2 separate regions of the Homo sapiens genome follow, and region 2 is linked to region 1. Evidence: read pairs that join two places in POLR2A ChIA-PET (ENCODE). Cell type or tissue: GM12878. All regions are shown on one strand. Each heading gives the region's core, and the rest is flanking DNA. Links, peaks and the distances in the headings are about the cores only. Region 1 overlaps LOC112268156 (a long non-coding RNA gene). Region 2 overlaps NR2F2-AS1 (NR2F2 antisense RNA 1).

Region 1 (10,619 bases), core at 1,035-9,034:
GTATCTGTGCAATGGTTGCACTGCCAGGGGACTGGCCAGTCTCAGGGTAGATGAGGCTTAGCATTTGAAAGCATTTTGGAGCGGAGGATGGAGGAATCCCAGCTGTCTGCTAACAAAAACCTGGTAGGTCTTGGGCAAAGTAGTCAAGAGTATGTGCTTTGGGACCATCGGGAAGGCTCCGAAAGAAGGTAAGATTTGAACTGAGCCTTAAAGGATGTTTGGATGAGATCATACTATCTCTTATCCAGGTGCAGTAATTTTCTTTTCTTCCTCCTCTCCCACCCCTCGCATGGCACTAGTTTCCACCTGTTTAGAGGCATACAGTTAGCAAACCATGGAAAATTATGGGAGACTGGGGATCATAGAAAAATTTACTTTATGAACAGCATTGATGGGAGTGAGTAGTGCAAAACCAGTACTGAGTGGGAGACTGAGACCAATAATGATTTCATGAGGTGACCCTGTCTTTTCCAGGTTGCCTAATGGGCTAGTGATTGATTAAGTATACAGCTTTGGGGTGAGACGTGAATTCCAGTCCCTCCACGATCAATATGCTACCTATGGCACTAGGGCCACCTGCGTGCTGCTGTTTGAGAGCATCTTTTACATTTGTAAAATAAGCACATGATCTGATTGTTATGAAATTAGGTGATATAATTATAATCATTATTATATTTTAGTTTGTACTTTGCCAAGTACAAACAGGTAACTTTGTTTATGTGCTAATATTTACGTTGCATCTAGTTTCCCAGTGAACTCAGCTAAAATCACAGGTGCCACAGAACTGTGTCCTATGATAGCCTATTAAATCTAGGACATTTTTTCAAGTCAGGAATATTAAAAAAAATCTCAGTAACCTCTAATACCAGAATTTAATTGGGTAATCACTTTAAGGAATATCTGGAGTTGGCTTGCTTATAAATAATGCGTTGCTTTTAAGGACATATTTCTTTTAAGTTTGAATCAACTTCCCATTATCCAGTTTTTTTCATATTCAGATTTATTCCCCATAAAAGCATTAGTAAGTGCATATGAAAACCATAGTGTAATAATTTAAATGATTGTTATGAAAGGATATTTGTGATAACAAACATTTTTTAAAACTCCAGTTTCTAATAATTTCCTGTTTTCTTAAAACTCATAATATTTTTGAGTGGCAATAATAAATCCCTAATCCTTGTTCTCATCACAAGTAACGACATCAAGTAGGAATCATCATATACAAGACAAAATGTTTAAAACTTTGGGGTACAATCAGAGTGGCAAAAATTAATATTCAAAAATAAAAATCTCACTCCCTTGGCTGTTTTGAATTATATTTTTCCCACCGATTATATAAATAGGAAAGAGCTGAGTGGATGTTTCTGATATCCTACAAACGTAATTAGTTAACTTAAGATCTGCTTCCCTTAGATCTGTAGATATCCTGATCTAGAAATCAGAACTTAATTCAAAGTGAGAAGAGCAAGACGATGGTTTATTGCGTTTTTTTGTTTTGTTTTTTTAATGTCTACGGTGGTTGTTGTTGTAGTTGCTGTTATTTGCATTGACAAACATGAAATTCTTCTGGTAAATGGTTCGGTTCTCTGACCTCGAAGCTGAGTGCATGACACAGGCTGGGCCAATCATATTACCTCATTCCCTGAGCCACAGTGACTCGTGCAGAGACGAGCATGCGGCCCAAGCTGGGCCAATCAGAATTGTTCCCTGGAGTTTGTTATACTGCAAGTATTAGGGAAAACAATTCTTCCTTCCTGGGTTGGTAAGCATGTGACCTCAGTCTTCAGGGTATGCAGTAAAGGATTAACTTTGCCCTGGAGAGGTTTGGCCCTTTTGCTCCCAGCTGCAGGGCTGTAATTTCTAAGCCCTTGGAATGTTCTGCCTGTAGGAGTGTCTTTGTTTACTGGAGGTCTTGAGCAATACCAGATAGTCTGTGCTTACAATGTAACTTTTGGTGGGGGGGCCTTTGGACATGTGGTACCACTCAAGCTCCAGAGGGGTTAGAGACTAAGGGTAGTCACATGGGTGAACAGAATGTCCGAATGGCCAACTCCCAGTAAAAACTCTGGACAACAAAGCTTGGGTGAGTTTCCCTGGTTGGTAATATTCGGTGTGCATTGCTATATATTCTTGCTGAGAGAAATATATCATGTTTGCATTATCTGCTGAGAGAGAACTGAAACTCCATGCCTGGTATGTCCTAGACCCGACCCTATGCACCTCCTCTCTGTATCCTTTCACTGCAATAAATCGTAACCATGAGAGTAGGGGCTTTTCTGAGTTCTGTGAGTCCTACTAATAAATTGTTAAACCTGAGGGTGGATTTGGGGACTTCCTGAGCATTTTGTAGAGCATCTATTTTCTTCTTAATTTTACTTTGACTTCCGGGATACATGTGCGGAACGTGCAGGTTTGTTACGTAGGGATATGTGTGCCGTGGTGGTTTGCTGCACCCATCAACCCATCACCTAGGTTTTAAGCCCCGCATGCGTTAGCTGTTTATCCTGAGAGCGTCTATTTTCTGCACTACTAGAGGAAGGCTGAGAGAGTGGAGCAAAGATGAGAGTAGGATGGATGAATGGAAGGAGAAAGAGAGAGAGGAAGAGAGAGAGAGAGGGAGAAAGAAAAAGAAAGAGTAACATCATGCATCTGGCTCTAATCCTTGAGCCTCCTGAGGGTGCATTATTTTCTTAGCTATTGCTTTGAATCTTTCCATTTCCTGAATATACTTCCAATAATTCTCTGTCACTCCTTCAGATAGTTTACATTGCATTTCTGAAAAGCCTTTAATTGTATCATTTTAAAATTTCAGTTATATTTAGTTAAAACATATCATTTTTTACCCTTAGAGAAGTGAGTGTGATTAAAGTAAAATCAGGATCAAATAAAGCCTTGTAAATATTTTTGGAACTCTCAATAAAGTTATTGAAAAATGTATTCATGTGAAGTGAATTAATCTAGAAATGTGGATGTCAACCTGACAGGCCATTTTAATCCCTGAGTTATTTCTGAAATGCTGTTAGAATAAGAGATTTGGAAACAGAAGTTAGTATAGGTCTGCTGGGTTTATAATTTTTGTAAGAATTTTCTAATATATAATTTTCTATATCTTGAGCTCTCAGAATAATATTACTTTTGTTAGGCAAGAGATAGAACTCCATTACTCTAAAGGACTAAAGCTAAACTCTTGCAACGCTGCTCAAAGAGATTATTTAAGCCCGAAGAGATTGTTTTATAGAAAATTTTACATTATTCTACTACTAAATCCCAAATATTAGCCCACAGAAGAAAGTTGGCAAGAATATCCTCTATAAACTCTGTAAACATTTAGACAATTGCATTATCAACATTTATCATTCTATTGATGAAAAATGGACCACACTTATTACATGCCTGATGCCAGCATGCGAATTGCAATTGGATTTCCATTACTGTGTCAGAATTCCTTGGGCTTTTTGGAAACAAAAAGGAACTTTCTTAATTTGATAAAGTATCTACAAATACTTAAAACAAAAAATCATATTTGATACTGATGTGTAAGGAACATTTCCTATAAAGTGAAGAATAAGACAATGAATTCCATTCCTTTATTACTCTTTCTAGGTCCTAGACAGTGCAATACACAAAAGAAATATGAGCTATAATTATTGGAATGAAGAAACTGTCATGATTACAGGTAGTATAATTTTTAATACAAATTTTCAATGAATTTTGGAAATTTGACACATACAACGTTGATATATAAGTACCAATACATGTACTTGATTGTGTCCCTAAATATCACCGTGGCCAATTAGAAAATGTATTCTTTAAAGGATTCTATGCCCAATAAGCACCAGGTGTCAATGAGTAAATGTAAGAAATGGATGCCCCGTATGAAGAATATTGTACAACAGTGTCAAAGGACACAAAACGACATATACATGGATATTTTATTTTATTTTGTTTTTGAGATGGAGTCCCATTCTGTCACCCAGGCTGGAGTGCAGTGGGGCAGCCTCAGCTCAGTGCAACCTCCGCTTCCTGGGTTCAAGTGATTCTCTTGCCTCAGCCTCCCGAGTAGCTGGGATTACAGGCACACACCACCATGCTCGGCTAATTTTTTTGTATTTTTAGTAGAGACGGGGATTACAGCCAAGAGTCACTGCACCTGGCCTTAGATATTTTATATATGGGAAGATTTATTTTCCTAAATAGATCAATTATCCCAAAAGTAATCTAAAACTTTAATTAAAACTCCAACAGATTTTTTTCTTCACAGAGCTAGTCAGTTCATGTGGAACTAGTTAATTCATCTGGAAGAATCAAGAACCCCAAATAGCTCAAAATAGTGATTTTGAAGAGGGAGAGTAAAGAAAAAGCACATGCGCAGTTAGAGACTGAATGATGTTAAAGTGATCATATTCAAGACAGTGTGCTGGTGGTACACTGGTAGAGAAATAAAGATCCCAGGAACAGACCTACATAGATATGAGAATGGAAAAGAAATAGTCTTACAGACCAGTGGGGGGAAATGGGCTTTCCATACAAAAAAAGTAGATATAGATATCATATATATATATATATGTTTATATATATATATGTTTATATATATTTTACATATATATGTTTATATATATTTTACATATATATGTTTATATATATTTTACATACATATGTTTATATATATTTTACATATATATGTTTATATATATTTTTTACATATATATGTTTATATATATATTTTACATATATATATAAAATGAACTTCAGATACTAACATTTGGAAGCAATCCTTTAACATTCTTAGACAGAAAAGGAAGAGAATATGTTTATGGCATTATGATAGGAAATAATTTTTAAACATATAAAAAGTGCAAATCATAAGTCTATTAATACATTTGATTAAATCAAATTCGATCTATTCTATTAAAATTCTTTTCTTTGGTTGCATATACCCTAAAATATTTTTAAAATCCTACATCCTGGATAACATATTTTAATACTTACAAAAGAGTTCATATTCTGAACATAGAAGTTCTACATGTTTATCAAAGACAAATAGTCAAAGAGAAAAATGAGCAGAGGTTAGGAAAGACCAGTCACAAAAGAGGAAACTTGAATCAACAATAAATGTTTGAAAAAAAATTCATCCCTCTTTCATACTTTGATATTAGGGAAATACAAATTAAAAGGATGAAGACAGAGTGTTTCCAACCCATCAGAATGGCAAAAAAAAAAAAAAAGCAAACAACAACAAAAAAATCCGATAACACCAAATAACACCAAATATTGGGGAAAATGTGAGGAAAATGGAGCTTCATACACTACTGTAAGGGCTGTAAATTAGAACAAACACTCTGGAGAATGACTTTGACTCCGTAATATGTAACAAAGCAGAAGATGTTCATCCACTATCACCAGCAATTGTACTTCCTTACTGTATTAGTCTGTTTTCATGCTGCTGATAAAGATATACCCGGGACTGGGAAGAAAAAGATGTTTAATTGAACTTACAGTTTCACGTGGCTGGGGAGGCCTCAGAATCATGGCGGGAGGTGAAAGGCACATCTTACATGGCGGCAGCAAGAGAAAATGAGGAAGATGCAAAAGTGAAAACCCCTTACAAAACCATCAGATCTTGTGAGGCTTATTTGCTACCACCAGAACAGTATGGGGGAAATCACATACTGACTAAAATTATTCCCACCGCATCCCTCCCACAACATGTGGGAATTATGGGAGTACAATTCAAGATGAGATTTGGGTGGGGACACAGAGCCAAACCATATATCACTTATATGTACCGTAGAGAAAACTATCCCATCATAGCTTATGAGTGAATAACTGGAAACAACCTAAATGTATGTCAATAGAGGAATTAATGAATATGGTATATTCCTGCAAGTAATACTGTGCAGCAGTTAGAATTAATAAGATATGTCTCTCAGTAGTTTATTGGCCTGCCATGGTCTGCATTCTCCCCTCCATCCTTTTACTATTAGTACATTGGCATCCTTTGGAGAATTTGCACTTGTGGTTCCCTCTCCCAGGAAGATTCTTTCCTCAGAGATTGTTCTGGCTCATTTCTGTGCTTTGTTTTGTTTTCTGTTCTTATGTCATCTCCTTGGAAAGCCCTTGTGTGAAAATGCTATAGAACATTGCACCTCCCCCATTCTCATCAACCCATGACCTCCTAAATTTGTTCCCAGGTCTTCTTTTTGCCCTGCAAGATTACAAGCTGCACGGGGGACAGCACTTTGTTTTGTTCAGTAAAGCATCTGAGTGATGCTGGATGTATTTGTTGAAGTGATACATAGACACCTGCACACATTTGAAAGTTTATGTGCTCCCTTCACCTGCTCCTGGTACTCCCCCTCACTTAGACTGCCTTGTAGAAATGGACCCAGGAGATCCTTCTTCCTACTGCACATCTTCTCACAGTACTAGAAAAGCAAGAGGAACGAAGAGCACAAGGGCAGCCTGTGAAAGTCTCCAACCTCCTTACTTCCTCACAGCTTGCTCTCCTGGACCCTTCCACGAGGCTCCAGTGGGTGTGGATGAGTGTTCTATCCAGGACAAGGATTGTGTCTAGCTGGGGAGCACTGGAGGTTCCCTTCTCTGTGAGATGCCTGGCTAATGATACTTCAGCACCGCAAAATAAAAAGCCTGTGCTCAGATCCCAGTGAATTTATCTGCCTCTTCTTGGACTTTTTGCAATATCATTTATGTTGGAAAAGATGATTTAAAGCCACCATCTAGCATAATGTTTACCTCCCAAGGGTTGGAAATGGAGGGTTGTTAAGTCCTCCAGACAAGGTGATGTTCAACTGCTGCTCTTCTGGGAGGGGATGTCATTTAGTGGACTGCACGGTGCTGATGTAAACTGCATCCTGGGAGCCCAAAAGCCTTCAGTACCTCTCTACTGACCTGGGGTTTACCTTGTCTTCTCTGGGATAGGCTGGAAATTTGATCTTCTCACTTCCTTAAATTATATAGCTAAATTTTTCTTGAATTACTTGTGTTAGTGGAAAGACTACAGGCTTTGGAATCAGGTAGAACTGGGTTTGAATCATGGCCACATTACTTCCTAGCCACTCGACCTTGGGCAGGTTATTTAATTTCCCTTGATCCTCTCTTTCTTCCCCTAAGTTAGAGGGGTCATAATATGTCTTCTGTCTTTGGGTTTGGGTGTTGATACAATGAAATAGTAGATGAAAAGCACCATACTGCTCTAATGCGGATAGACAAAAAGCATATACTCTGGCCTGGCTTAAATCCTACCTCTCTCTGTGGGGGTATTAATAATAAGTTTCCTTGTTGTTGTTTTTGAGACAGGGTCTCACTCTGTTGCCCGGGCTGGAGTGTAGTGGCACAATCAAAGCTCACTGCAGCCTTGACCTCCCAGGCTCAAGTGATCCTCCTGCCTCAGCCTCCTAAATAACAAGGACTATAGGCATGCACCACCATGCAAGGCTAATTTTTTATTATTTTGTAGAGACTGGGATCTCCCTATGGCACCCAGGCTGGACTTGAACTCCTGGGCTAAAGTGATCCTCTGGCCTCAGCCTCCCAAAGTTCTGAGATTACAGGCCGGAGCCGCCTTGACCAGCAATAATTATTTTTGGTACAAATCACACATGACTACATTTTACTGAATTTCTTTTTTTTCCCACTAGCCTGGCACTGTGAGTACTTTGTCTTTCCCCATTTAGCTTAGTGGGGCAAAGAAAGTAACCAGTGATGGTAATAATGGATACTGCTCACGTCTTCATGGAAATCCCCTTGTAACCAAATAACTTCCTTCCAGCCGCATGTGTGAGCTAAATTTACTGAGTAAAAGAAGAACTAAGAATGAAGCAAGATGGGAGGAGATTCTGCCTTTGGATATTGAAAATCTTGACCTGGAAGAGTCTGAAACAAAAATTCAGCATTTAACTCTTCATTTTGAGAGAATTTACCCTGGCCGGCATTCAGAATCATATTGATATACTTCTACTAAACATCAACACATCTGAAGACCCCTAATCCAAAATGATCACCTAATGTAAATGAAAGACACCAGACAAAGCTTACTTCATTTTGATAAATAAGGACACCCTCAGTCATTAAAGGTTAATTTGAAATTGAAAAAGAAAAGCCTTTCCCCACCTCCCCGTGTTTCAGAGTCTGTACGAAGAATGATCATGTTTACTGTGTTCTTTAACTGGTTGTGTTCTCTTTTTACGTGAAATCTTCTCTGCTTGCTCTTCTGCCAGCCAGTGCAGTGAGGCAAGGGAAACACACACAGGCTTAGGGGAGCTGGACCTGGGTTCAAGTCATGACCCTGACACTTAATAGATGTGTGACACCACCTACCTTCACTCATGTCGCAGCTTAGGAAACTGAGGCCCAGAGAAGTTAATACTGGTCTTGGGAAAGTCTTCAAGGGATGGCCGGGCACGGTGGCTCATGCCTGTAATCCCAGCACTTTGGAAGGCTGAGGTGGGCAGATCACGAGGTCAGGAGTTCAAGACCAGCCTGACCAACATGGTGAAACCCCGTCTCTACTAAAAATACAAAAATTAGCTGGGAGTGGTGGCTGGCGCCAGTAATCTCAGCTACTCAGGAGGCTGAGGCAGGAGAATTGCTTGAACAGGAGGTGGAGGTTGTGGTGAGTGTTGTGAGCCAAGATTGCGCCACTGCATTCCAGCCTGGGCAACAGAGCAAGACTCCATCTCAAAGAAAAAAAAAAGTCTACAGGGTATTAAACCAGATAATAGATAATGTCTATAAAAGGTCTTGGTTGTAAGAGACTCCAAATAAATAGCTGCTGCTATTATTATTACTGCTCTTATCTACTCTTCTTCTTTCAGAAAACAATTGTGGAGGGTGTCACTCTCTGCCTCTCTAAATATTAAGAAGCTAAGCAATGTAAACAGTCTAGTTCTAATACACTGTGCCGAGAACTGTGGATGCGCCAGAAATTAGAGATTTTAGTAATTTATTGTTTTTAAGTGTTCTTGCGGGGTACATCAACATAGCTTTAGCTTGGTAAACAGGTTGGTTAACTTGTTTAACTCCCCAATCTTTATTCGTGGTTACTGCCATCCCTTGGACTTCTGACTTCAACTTGCTGTTTTCCACTTTCATACTTTTATATAGAAAATGTTCTCCTTTTGGCCAGGCACGGTGGCTCATGCCTGTAATCCCAGCACTTTGGGAGGCCAAGGCAGGCGAATCACCTGAGGTCGGGAGGTCGAGACCAGCCTGACTAACATGGAGAAACCCCGTCTCTACTAAAAATACAAAATGAGCCAGGCGTGGTGGCACATGCCTGTAATCCCAGCTACTAGGGAGGCTGAGGCAGGATAATCGCTTGAATCTGGGAGGCAGAGGTTGCGGTGAGCCGAGATTGCGCCATTGCACTCCAGCCTGGGCAACAAGAGTGAAACTCCGTCCCCCCCAAAAAAAAAAAAAAGAAAAAGGAAATGTCCTCCTTTTTCAGGCAGTTCAGGTTCTTTATCTACAGATACTGAAATCTAATCTTCTGAAGATAGTTTTCCGTGATGTAATCATTGTTCCTGTACAGTGGTTGTCAACTGGGGGTGGTTTTGCCTTGTAGGGGACATTTTTGGTTGTCACAAAGGAGAGAGGGCATTGCTTATGGCATCTCATGGGTGGAGGCTAGAGAAACTGCCAAGCATCCTGCAGTGCATAGGACAGCCCCCCAACAAAGAATCATCCATCTTCCAACTTTAGTAGTGTGGCGGTCGAGAAGTCCCCAGCTAGAGTGACCCCAGACTTTTTCAAGCAACCTCAGACATTTTGGGGAATGAAAAAAAACCACTCTTAACAATTAATCGGAGACAGCAAGTGTAAACTGGGACTATTACTGGCACACAGGGATTTATGGCCCGTGTCTTGAGTTCCTTTTCTTTTGCATTGCTGAGATATTGCCCCAAAGCATATTATTAATTTGCCTTCTTGACTTGCTTATAGCTGTTCTCACCAATTAGACTCTTACGTAGCCCAAACCAGGCGGTGTGGCTTCTGCAACCTCCCCTTCTCCTTCTAGTGCCGTATACAGAGCGCCTACTTGATAAATCTTCTTGATTGACTGTGCTTATTTATAATCTCTGTTCACAACTGGGTCCTTGACAAAACCTACTATAAACTTTTCAACCATCAATTATATGATACATCAAAAAATGTGGGTGAAATGATGGAGAAGAATTCAACAAGTACCATTGCTCATGATGTAGAGAAGATTCTACCTCTTATGATGTATAATTTGATGAAATATACTAAGCAAGGTACAATCCCCTTAATTGGTACTCATTTAAATTACTCATGTTTACTGTAAATGTTCTTCTGCACAAGATGTGTTTCTATTGAATTAGATAAAATTTTATTGTTGAAAGAGTGGTTTATACGTGTGAAATCAACAAAAATATATCAAGTTCTCCAAATTCTGCCCAGGATATGATAGATGCACAATACGTATTAGTTCCTTTTGCCTCCCCATTACATAGGACACTTTAAACATAATTTTAAGCCATTTAATTTGGTTTCATATGTTTTTGAAATATTGATCTGAGGGGATATTAAAGTTACTGAGTGGCTAAAATTGGTTGGTATGCTAGGGTTCTCACATAAGC
Region 2 (10,619 bases), core at 1,078-9,077, 81 kb before region 1:
CTAGTTAAACAACTAGTCTTATTTGGTTCACTAAAACCATGTAATGTGGTTCTCCTTCCCCATTCGTTGGTTAACAGTAAACACCCCCCACCCCCCGACACACTGTGCAAAAGTTTCCATCTCCCAAATGTATGAGGCATTTGATATTTGATGTCATAAACGGGTTTTTCTTAACTCCTATGAATATTCTTAGCTCCTTCTCGTCAGGAATCGCTTGCAGCTCTTAGATGATGTGAATCACCTCCAAAGCATTTGTTTTCCAACATTCAAATGCATTTTTTGAAAACGAACATCAGCTGTTAACCAGAGCTTTCCCAGGTGCAGCAGAAACCCTCTTCCACAAGGCTTTACCTCCCTTCCCTACTCAGTAAACTGCCCAATCCAAACAGGGGGCCACTTCTGGGGCAGTAGCTTCTGACATGAAAGAATGCATTCAAGTAAAACAATGTGTTTTTCAAATTAGCACACATAACAAAAAAATATGTATTTACTTAGTACGCCTTAATGGCTTTCGAAGAGCCATTAGGCTCAACTGAGTGAATATTCCGTGTATTACCAAAATATGCACAATGTATCCCCAAACAGCCATTTTACCTGTAAATATAACAAGACAAGCTCATTTCTCTTTGAATTTTCCTTTGCTCCTTTCTAAGTAATTTTCTTAGCCCATTTGAGAGCAAAGGGAGACATTTTTTCAAGGTTTGGGTGTTTGCTTGCTTCATTCCAAAGTTCAGGGTATAACTGAGAAGTGTGTTCATCTACTGTTGAGTGGCCTAAACGAGGGAGCATTCTATCTGGTTAAGACCTGCTAAAGTTTCCTTATTAACAGAGACACCAGCAAAGAGTAAGTAGCCTAAGGAGATTAATGTAAAACGTCTGCAGGATAGAAAAATTGCTTTAGAAACAAAATAATACACCCTCTACCCCCCATGAATTAGTACTTGAGGCACTTTAATTGGACAAACTCAGTGTTTAGATCAGGAGTCTGTCCAATTGCTATCTGTGACCAGAGGAAGCAGAAGCAAAGGGGTTAATAGTTGCTGACAATTTTTTTTAAACAAGCAGTTTTATTGCAGAAATGGGAGTTGAACCGGAACATTCACAATCAGAATGAAAGGGCAGGCAGGCAGATCTGGAAAACTCACCATTGTATGTGAAAAGGAAAGTTTTCATGGATTTTAGAGAGGCCAAAGAAAAGGGCTTATTTTATATTTGAGAATATAGTTTAATTTAGATTTTTAAGGACCAGTCACCCAACATTGGAAATCCATATATAATTCTCTGGAGAAATGCAGCAATGCCTCCATTTGATCATGGTAAGGAAAGCATTCATATCTGACAATACCTTATGCAATGCTTATAAGACATATGTCTCTTGGTGGTTTCATGAGAAGTATGTGCAATTTAATGTGTTGACCTTTATTTCTAAAGAATGATGTTGTTTACCTACTATCTTAGAGATTATTGTTCCACCTTGAACAGTGAAGGTGAAAGGGTACCAATCAGCCAGTGTGTATCTTCTGACAATTTCCAGATTTTTATCTAGAGACATCCGGCAGCAGAGAATCATTCATGACTGGCATGTTATAGTAAAAAGAACACTGCACTTGGGAGTTAGAAGATAGAATTCAAAGTCTCAGCTGGCACCTGTAATCCCAGCTACTTGGGAGGCTGAGGCACAAGAATCACTTGAACCTGGGAGGTGGAGGTTGCAGTGAGCCGAGATCACGCCACTGCACCCCAGCCTGGGAGACAGAGCAAGACTCTGTCTCAAAAAAAAAAAATTACATGGCCATGGGGAAATAGTTTCTTCCAATAGTTCGCAAACATTACTGTACAACGAAACCGTCTGTTGAGCGTTATATATGCACATATACACCTGGACCATCCTCCTGAAATTCTAGCTCAGTAGGTCAGAGATTGGTCTCTATATTGTCTAAAAGCAGCCGGGGTCAATAACTACTAATACATCCAACACACTTGAGTGTCCTCATTTGTAAAATGGAAACAACATTTTCTATTCAGCGTAGAGGATTGTTGCAAAGACTAAATACAATGATACATTTAAGACACTAGTGCAATGCTTAGAAGAGGGTCCCTTATTTTTCTTCCAATGGGCCATGGTTGTTCTAGTTCAGAGCTCCTCAAAGTGAATTCTAAGGAGCAATAACCCCACGAGATGGTCTATGGAAAAACTGTGTACCATCAATCATATTTGGCAGCTGCACATTACATTCCCTTCCAGACTGTTAATGGGACCATTAGCACCTTAAAGTTTCTGAAATAACCTGACAAAAAGGAACTGGCTAAGTTGGTTGAACTCAGTGTTTCTCAAACTTATTTAACCACCCAATTCTTTCTTCAAGTGGCAATTATTTATTGATGTTTGATGGAACATGCTTTAGTGAACACTCCTCTTTATGATCTCTAACTAATGTCCTACCTTTCTATAACCTCCCTCAAGGAATTTGCTGCTTGTTTTTTGTCCGACTGAGACCCAGCCTTTCTGATTATCTTGAAGGATATCTGCTCTTTTCTTGAACTGCTAGTTTAAATGGACTCTCATATTGAACATGATTCTGTTTAAGTACTGTAGTTTTTACTTTAACTAAGGTAGTTATGAGGGTAGAACACAAATGATCTAGAAAAAATTAAACCATTAATTTAGAAATAAAATTAATACCTAAATAGTAGAAATTCACAAGTCCATGGCTGTTAAATAAAGGGAAGACAATTACATTTTGAGAGCTCCTACTTTGCCCTTGAAACCAGCGGAATGGGATAAAATTTAGAAATGCAAATTATGCTTTGAGCTATATTAATCTAACAATCTAAAATAGGTGGTAGAAATGGATATAGATGCAGTAAAAAATTTGAGGAGTCTTGAGGATGCACTATTTCTCTTAAGTCAACAATTTAAGAGCTTTTGGGAAGTTGAATATAATCATGTAGACTTTTTGGTGACCTCATTTGCCTGGGCTGTACTCTTAAAGAAAGTAGAATAAATGGCTTCTAATGTGTCCTTCTGGGAATGAAAAGCAAAACGGCAAAGTGTACCTCTGATTGAGGTGTATTTGTAAAAGAATCACCTAGTCATTCAAGCAGAAGAGGACACAGGCATAGACACATGGTCTTGGGATGGATGAATAGACATCATGGGTAGGGATGGAGAGATGATGTGGAAAGTCAGGCTTGTCAGAGTTCACAGTAAGAATTTGCCTCAGATAACTACTCAGAGGAAAAAATATATATATATTTGCAAGTATCTTGCTTTTACAGGTTTCTGAGATAAAAATCTCAGAAGAACAGCTTTGCTCGTGAGCTTTCCGATATTTCCACTGTGGTCCTGGCCAGAAACACTGTGAGAACACCCTTTCATTTGGTATTTGAGCCCTTCTGCCTCTGTTCCTGGCTGCAGACCAAAAGGAACAAACGCAACTGAACATTTCAGAACCTCAAAATAGTAAACCAAAAACGGTTTGCTCTGCTTTTGGTTTTAAATATGATCGACCCCAAAGCCTTGTTCCAAATGATCTGGGGGATCCATCTCTAATATGGATTACTGGATTTTAGAAACCTTTGGAGGATGGTGTTTTTAAAATAGATAACTAAGAACAAAGAAAACAATCAGTCCAAATGGTTGTAGTACAGGTGTCCGACCACCACAGCAGAGACTAGACTTAATAAACATATTTTACGTTCTAGTGTAAAGTAATTAGAAGAAGGGGATTAGAGTTTGGAGTGGGATATCTGGGCTTGAATGTTGACTTGGTTCATGACTAGCTGAATGTCTATGGCGTATTTCTGAGTCTAAGTTGTTACCTGTGAGTAAAATTAATAATACAAATGAAAAATAATTATACCCATTTTAATTGGCTCATTATGAGGAGCAAAATTATAAAAATACTTCTAAAATTGGAGTGTCCATGATAATATGAAAGTCAGTAAATCCCAGTGATTAGAAATTTGGACTTTACAGTTCAACACACTTAGGTTCATATTTCTGCCCCTCTGCTTTCTAGCTCTGTGGCCCTACATGGGTCACTAAAAATCTTTGACAATCATTTTTACCATCTGTGAAATGGGGTTAGTCTTGTTGGGAGAACGAAATCAAATAATGCATATAAAATATTTGGCACACAGTGAATGCTAGAAAAATTGCTGGCTGTTAATACATGTATAAATGATGATCATGGTGATTTTATATACTCATAATTCTAGGTGCCAGTCCAAATACAGACACATGAGAATGTGGATAGATCCTCGAGTTCTCTCCGAACCTTCCTTCCATGAAGTTATATACTCTATAGAATCAGTGGGTGAGTTGATTTAGGAGAGGTGCCAGTATGAGCCTGGAGTAGCTTACTTGGTCAGATCCAAAATATGGGTTTGGCTAAATATAGGGATCTAGGGGAGAAGGTGGAAAACGCTTGCTGGGCCAATGCCAAGTATGAAGCAATGCTGACCTTGGCAATTTTTAGCATCCAATTTTCACCCGTTAAGAGAGGAAGGTTAAAAGGTATAAATAAATGCAAAGGCCATAATAAAATCATTGTGGAATTAAAACATTAAGCCCATGGGCTCTTAATTATAAAATAGCAATATATTGTTTACAAACGTTCTTATATTAGGGACTTAGGGATTTCACAGGATGCTTTTTTTCTTTTCTTTTCTTTTCAGGGACAGCATCACTTTTGCTCTGCTGCTCAGGCTGGAGGGCAGCAGCATGACCTTGGCTCACTGCAGCCTCCACCTCCTGGGCTCAAGCAATTCTCCCACCTCAGCCTCCTGAATAGCTGGAGTCTCAATATGTTGCCCAGGCTGGTCTCAAACTCCTACCTCAACTGATCTTCCAACCCCAGCCTTCCAAAGTGTTGGGATTACAGGCACAAGCCACCGTGTCTGGCCAGGATGCTTGTCTTAAAAACAAAGATTTACTACCAGCAACCTGGCTGGCCCAAAATGTGACTGGCAGCTTATTTTATATTCCCCATACACATTAAATGTAGAAAATTAGTAACTATTAGATTTGATTAAATATTAAAATGTCATATTGTTCAGCCAATGAACAAATTGTTTTCAAGCTGCTCTGGGGGGAATGACTAGCCTGCTACCTTTTTATGGTGTTAGTTATATGGTATTTTCTCTTCCTCCCTTCATAGTAAAAATCCTTGAAGGCTTACTCTCCTTGAGAACACTTCCTCATGGGTTTTTGAATCTCCAGCTCTTTCCTCTCCCAGGTACTGAAACCATATTTTTCACAGGCCCCTTTACCTGCCCAAGGGTCAACTTGATTCTTCTCCTTTGCCATTTTGCACCATTGACCATGTTGAAAATCCTTGCACTTGCTGTCTGCTGCACTCTTCTTGTATTTTGTTTTCTTCTGAATTCTGATGAATACTGTTCTGTTGTTTTATGGTGCATGCTCAGGGTTCTGTTCATTATCATCTTCTCTTTGCCTGATCCTTTATCTTTAAGCAAACCCATCCATTCTTGCTACTCCAGTTATCTCCTCTATCCAACGAGCTGGGCCACCATGATTTTTCTCCTAAGCTTGTTATCTTCACCTGGATTTCCTCAAGCTCAGTATATAAAGCCAAAACTCTTCAATTGTCTCTGTAAACCAGCTCTCCTATCCCTTCCCCCTTTGTCTCAGCCATTTGGTTTGTATATGGAAATAAACCTCCTGGTGTTAAAACCTTAAAACTTCAGCATTATCTTTGTCTCTACACTGTTGTTTGACCTCTAGATCCAGGAAATACCCCAGTTTCATTATAAGGCCTGTCAATTTTATCTCACAATGTTTTTCACACTTATAAGCTAGATAGACCGAAGCAAGGGTCGGTGTGCACATTCTCTGTGATGCTCATTCTTATGTTCTCAAGATAGTTGCTTGAACTCTAGCTGCAGCTTCTGCATTTCAGGTAGAAAGGAAGAGGATGATCACAGAATCAAAGGGCATCTGCCAACTGAATCTGCCACCCTTTAAGGGGAGCATTCCTGAAAGCAACATGTAATAATCTTTGCTGACATTGAATTGAGCAGGGTAGTGTCGCATGACCACTCTGATCTACAAGGGAGGCAGAGAAATGGAGTTCAAAAGATCGGGACACAGTGCTGTTTCAATAAATGGGAGTTATATTGGAAAGGACGAAAGTGCAAAATGTTTTGGGGTGGGCAATTGACAGTCTCTACACACCTTTTTTCTTAACTTTCCTATGTTTACTTGAAATAAATTTCCACTGACTTTGAATAAAACACTCCTTGTTTTCCACCATCATCATCTAACTTGACATCTTCACTGTCCTTTTGCTTAGATTTTTACAAAGCCAAGTGGACTCTGTGTGCCTCTACTTCACTGCTACCGAGAGGTGAAGTCAGCTGGGCTTCTGGGTGGGGTGGAGACTTGGAGAACTTTTCTGTCTAGCTAGAGGATTATAAACACACCAATCAGCACTCTGTAGAAATGCACCAATCAGCGCTCTGTGTCTAGCTAAAGGTTTGTAAACGCACCAATCAGCACTCTGTAAAACGGACCAATCAGCACTCTGTAAAATGGACCAATCAGCAGGACATGGGCAGGGCCAAAAAAGGGAATAAAAGCTGGCCACCTGCACCAGTAGCGGCAACTCCCTCAGGTCCCCTTCCATGCTGTTGAGTTTTGTTGTTTCGCTCTTTGCAATAAATCTTACTGCTGTTCACTCTTTGGGTCCGCACTGCCTTTATGAGCTGTAACACTCAAACTGCGAAGGTCTGTGGCTTCACTCCTGAAGTCAGTGAGACCATGAACCCACCAGCAGGAAGAAATTGGACACATCTGAAGAAACAAACTCCAGACACACCATCTTTAAGAGCTGTAACACTCACTGCAAAAGTCCGCGACTTCATTCTTGAAGTCAGCGAGACCAAGAACCCACAGGAAGGAATAAATTCCAGACACACTACTACTGTCCCTGTTCATTAATCTATTTATTCGGCAAGAAAATATTGATAACAGGCACTGTCCTGTGTACTAGAGATGGACAGAATCATGACTTTTGGCTTCAGGGCCTCACAGTTCAGTTGGAGAGAGCAACATGGCACCAGTTGATTCCAGGGCAACACAATTAGTGACATAACAGAGACAGATGAAAGGGATTGCAGAAGCAGAGAGAGCATCCTGACTAATTGAATCTGCAAATGGTGAAGAAGCCCTTCCAGGGGTGATGCTGTGAGCTGAATTGTGTATTAGTAGGAATTTCTCGGTTCAACACACAGAGAAATAACAAGTTTTCTGTTGTAAACTATTCCTTACTAATTAAAAACAAAGTGGTTATATTCTTGACCTGACTCTGAATTTAATTTTTTAAGAATGTAATCATAAGTGAAGCAACTTTAAATATAGCATTATAGGGCACAGTATTGATAAATGAGAGGAAAACTTTTTCTTAAAGAGTGTACCACTCACTTACCATGCCCTGAAATTAACTGAGAACTCATTTGTCAAGAGAGCACCTACCCTATAGAGAATTCTTCCAATTAACATCAAAAGCGATCATTCTTAACCTCTCATGCATTAAGAAAATCTTGTCTGCACCCAATGTTCTGTTCATAATCAATGAAGCCCCTTATGTATGTTATTGCAAATTTATCACCTTGTATATTACTAAAATGGATGAATTAATAAATGAATCTGCTGTAGGTCCAGAAGCCAGATTTATCTGTTGTCTCCTGGTTCTCATGGGATTTTCCTTTGGTCTCCAAGACATTTCACTCTGCACTTTCTCATAGTTTGGGATATTTATTGATAGCTACTGACAGTATGAGTTGGTACTCATAGACTCACCATGGCTATATCAGAAAAGTGGTTTTGAGGGGGATTAGTTAAATTCTAAAAATGTCAGCCAAGTGACTCTCAGGCTATGCTAAAAAGGCAGTGCAAGTGTTGTGCTATATCAGTTCTAACAGTATCATATTGCTATAAAAAGCATACATCAAGATAAATGATGCTTAACATTGGTGAGGTCATGGTAAGCTTGACACATTCATAAACATTAGTTAAAGAGTAAAATAGTGCAACATTCCTGGAGGCCAATCTCATGATATGAAATTAGAATAGATTAGGATATATTCTTAGGATCTGAGCCTTCTTTCCACCTGTAAGGATCTAGGCAAGGCTGGGTGTAGAAGGATGGCCATTGAAGTATTACATAAACTGCAGAATACCCATGAGCTAGAACACTATGTACTAATCAAAATTGGTGCTTTCTGATAATTTTGATTACATGGAAAAGTGCCCACTATGTTCAACGAATAAGAAGAAAAACAGTTGTATCAAAGTCTGATCCATATGTAGGGATACATCTATCACATATGCATACACATCTTTCAAATGATTTGCATCAGGATGCTAACAATAGTCTAAGTTTAGGTGATTTGTATTATCATCTTTAAAGTTCTCTAAATTTTATAAATTTCTAATCCATGCATGAGTTTCACAATTAGAAATAAATTGCTGTTTTTTTTGTTTTGTTTTGTTTTTTTGTTTTTTGGAATGCAGTGGTGCGATTACAGCTCACTGCAGCCTTTACCTCCTGGGCCCGAGTGATACTCCCACCTCAGTCCCATGAGTAGCTGGGACCACAGGTGATATGGTTTGGCCGTGTCCCCACTCAAAATCTCATCTTGAATTGTGGCTCACATAATTCACATTTATTGTGGGAGGGACCTAGTAGGAGGTAGTTGAATCATAGGGGTGGGTATTTTGCATGATGTTCTCATGATAGTGAATAAGTCTCATGAGATCTGATGGTTTTATAAAGGGGAGTTCCTGTGCACATGCTCTCTCTTGTCTGCCGCCATGTAAGATGTGACTTTGCTCCTCTTTTGCCTTCTGCCATGATTATGAGGCCTCCCCAACCATGTGGAACTGTGAGCCAATTAAACCACTTTTCTTTATAAATTGTCTAGCCTTGGGTATATCTTTATTAGCAGCATGAGAACTAATACAAGAAGTACGTGCCACCACACCTTGCTATTTTTTTATTCGTGTAGAGACGGAGTTTTGCCATGTTCAAGCCCAGGCTGGTCTCGAACTCCTGGGCTCAAGTGATCCTCCCACCTTAGACTCTAAAAATTCTGGGATCACAGGTGTGAGACACTTTGCCTGACCAGAAATTAATCACTCTTAAGAGGAAAACTAAAAAGGACCATGTAGTAGAAGATGAAGAGATTATTTATAGGTATTTTTTATATGTATACATTCTACATGGCTAATTCTCAGACTCATATACCGTGTGAGGTCAATTTCACTAAGGGGCTCAGCACACACTCTGGCCGGGGAGGGTGCTCCAGGCTTTGAGCCTAACTGCCTGCCATCACTCTCTCCCCTCCCATGCCATTCTCCAGGCTGCCATCAGATTTCTCTTTCCAAAGCATAGCTATTGTCCTGTTATTCTCTCTCTGGAAACATTGTTAAAACCTGTTATCCTCTCTGGAAACATTGTTAAAACCTTCCCAATTGTGCACAGAATACATTCTCCCCCTCCGCTTGGCTCCAGTTCACGTCCTCAGTCTGATATCCCTCACATCTCTCAATCCTCCTGCACTCCAGCACAATAGAGCTACCTTCATGACACTCTTCACCTCCCCCTGCCCACCACTTTACCCTCATTTTTGCTTGTCCTACCCGTTCTTTCAAGCCCTGCTCAAATTCCCAGAGTGACCACTCTGAATTAATCTTTCCCTCCATTATTTCCTCTTTGTACTTTATTGATCTCTTTTATTGCATTAATCAGAATTTTACTTGTATTATGGTTCCTTGTGTCTTTCTGTTCTTATATTGATTTTTAGCTACCCAAATCATATCTTCATTCATAATCTTTATGGAGTGGTTCTCAAACATTAGCACATATCACAATCATCTGAGGGTTCATTAAAACAGATTGCTGGACTCCATCCCTGGTGTTTCTAATTCAATACATCTGGGGTGGGGCACGAGAACTGGCATTTCTAATAAATCCCCAGGTGATGCTGCTGCCGCCCCAGTATGGCAACCACACTTCGAGCACCACTGCTTTTCAAAAATGGGAAACAATGAACTAACATAAATGAACTTGATATAGTACATAGGGAATGGAAGTTCACAGGTTAGGATTTAGAATCAGAGGCTTGGGTTTGAATTCCAGTTCTGCCACTTAATGCTTCAACAAGTTATTTAATCCCTCTGAATCTTCATTTTCTTGCCACAAAAATTGGGATATTATTACAGTAAGTCCTCAATGTCACCCATAGGTTCTTGGAAATCGTGAATTTAAGCAAAATGATGCATAAAAAAAAAATCTTACCATGGGCTAATTCACATACTCAAGAGTTAAGGGCCTAGGAAGTACTTCTGGTCACAAAAACATCAAACTTCTAAATAAAAACTAAAACACGGCCAGGCGTGGGGGCTCACACCTGTAATTCCAGCACTTTGGGAGGCCGCGGTGAGCAGATTGCCCAAGCTCAGTAGTCGAAGACCAGCCTAGGCAACACGGTGAAACCCTGTCTCTACTAAAATACAAAAAAAAAAAAAAAAAAAAAAAAAAAAATTAGCCAGGTGTGGCAGCGTGCGCCTGTAGTCCCAGCTACTCAGGAGG

The links. Peaks named below come from ENCODE experiments on the same cell type or tissue, not always from the same donor. Only the 100,000 strongest peaks of a DNase experiment are listed, where the experiment ranks them.
Region 2: POLR2A ChIA-PET joins it to region 1 with 10 read pairs; 2 of 35 experiments call an interaction of 5 or more read pairs at or near these places.

Annotation. Positions count from the first base shown.
Region 1 is chr15:96,055,741-96,066,359 of GRCh38, reverse strand. The region is part of intron 1 of LOC112268156 (a long non-coding RNA gene); the gene reads right to left. Among named protein-coding and RNA genes, the nearest start is that of NR2F2-AS1, 270 kb to the left of the region's middle. In GM12878, for the core only: no CTCF peak of the experiment used is centred there; a DNase peak (open chromatin) is centred at 7,739; H3K27ac peaks cover 2,313 bases.
Region 2 is chr15:96,136,533-96,147,151 of GRCh38, reverse strand. All of the region lies in intron 3 of NR2F2-AS1 (NR2F2 antisense RNA 1), which reads left to right. All of the region lies in intron 1 of LOC112268156 (a long non-coding RNA gene), which reads right to left. It also overlaps LOC124903583. Among named protein-coding and RNA genes, the nearest start is that of NR2F2-AS1, 190 kb to the left of the region's middle. In GM12878, for the core only: no CTCF peak of the experiment used is centred there; no DNase peak of the experiment used is centred there.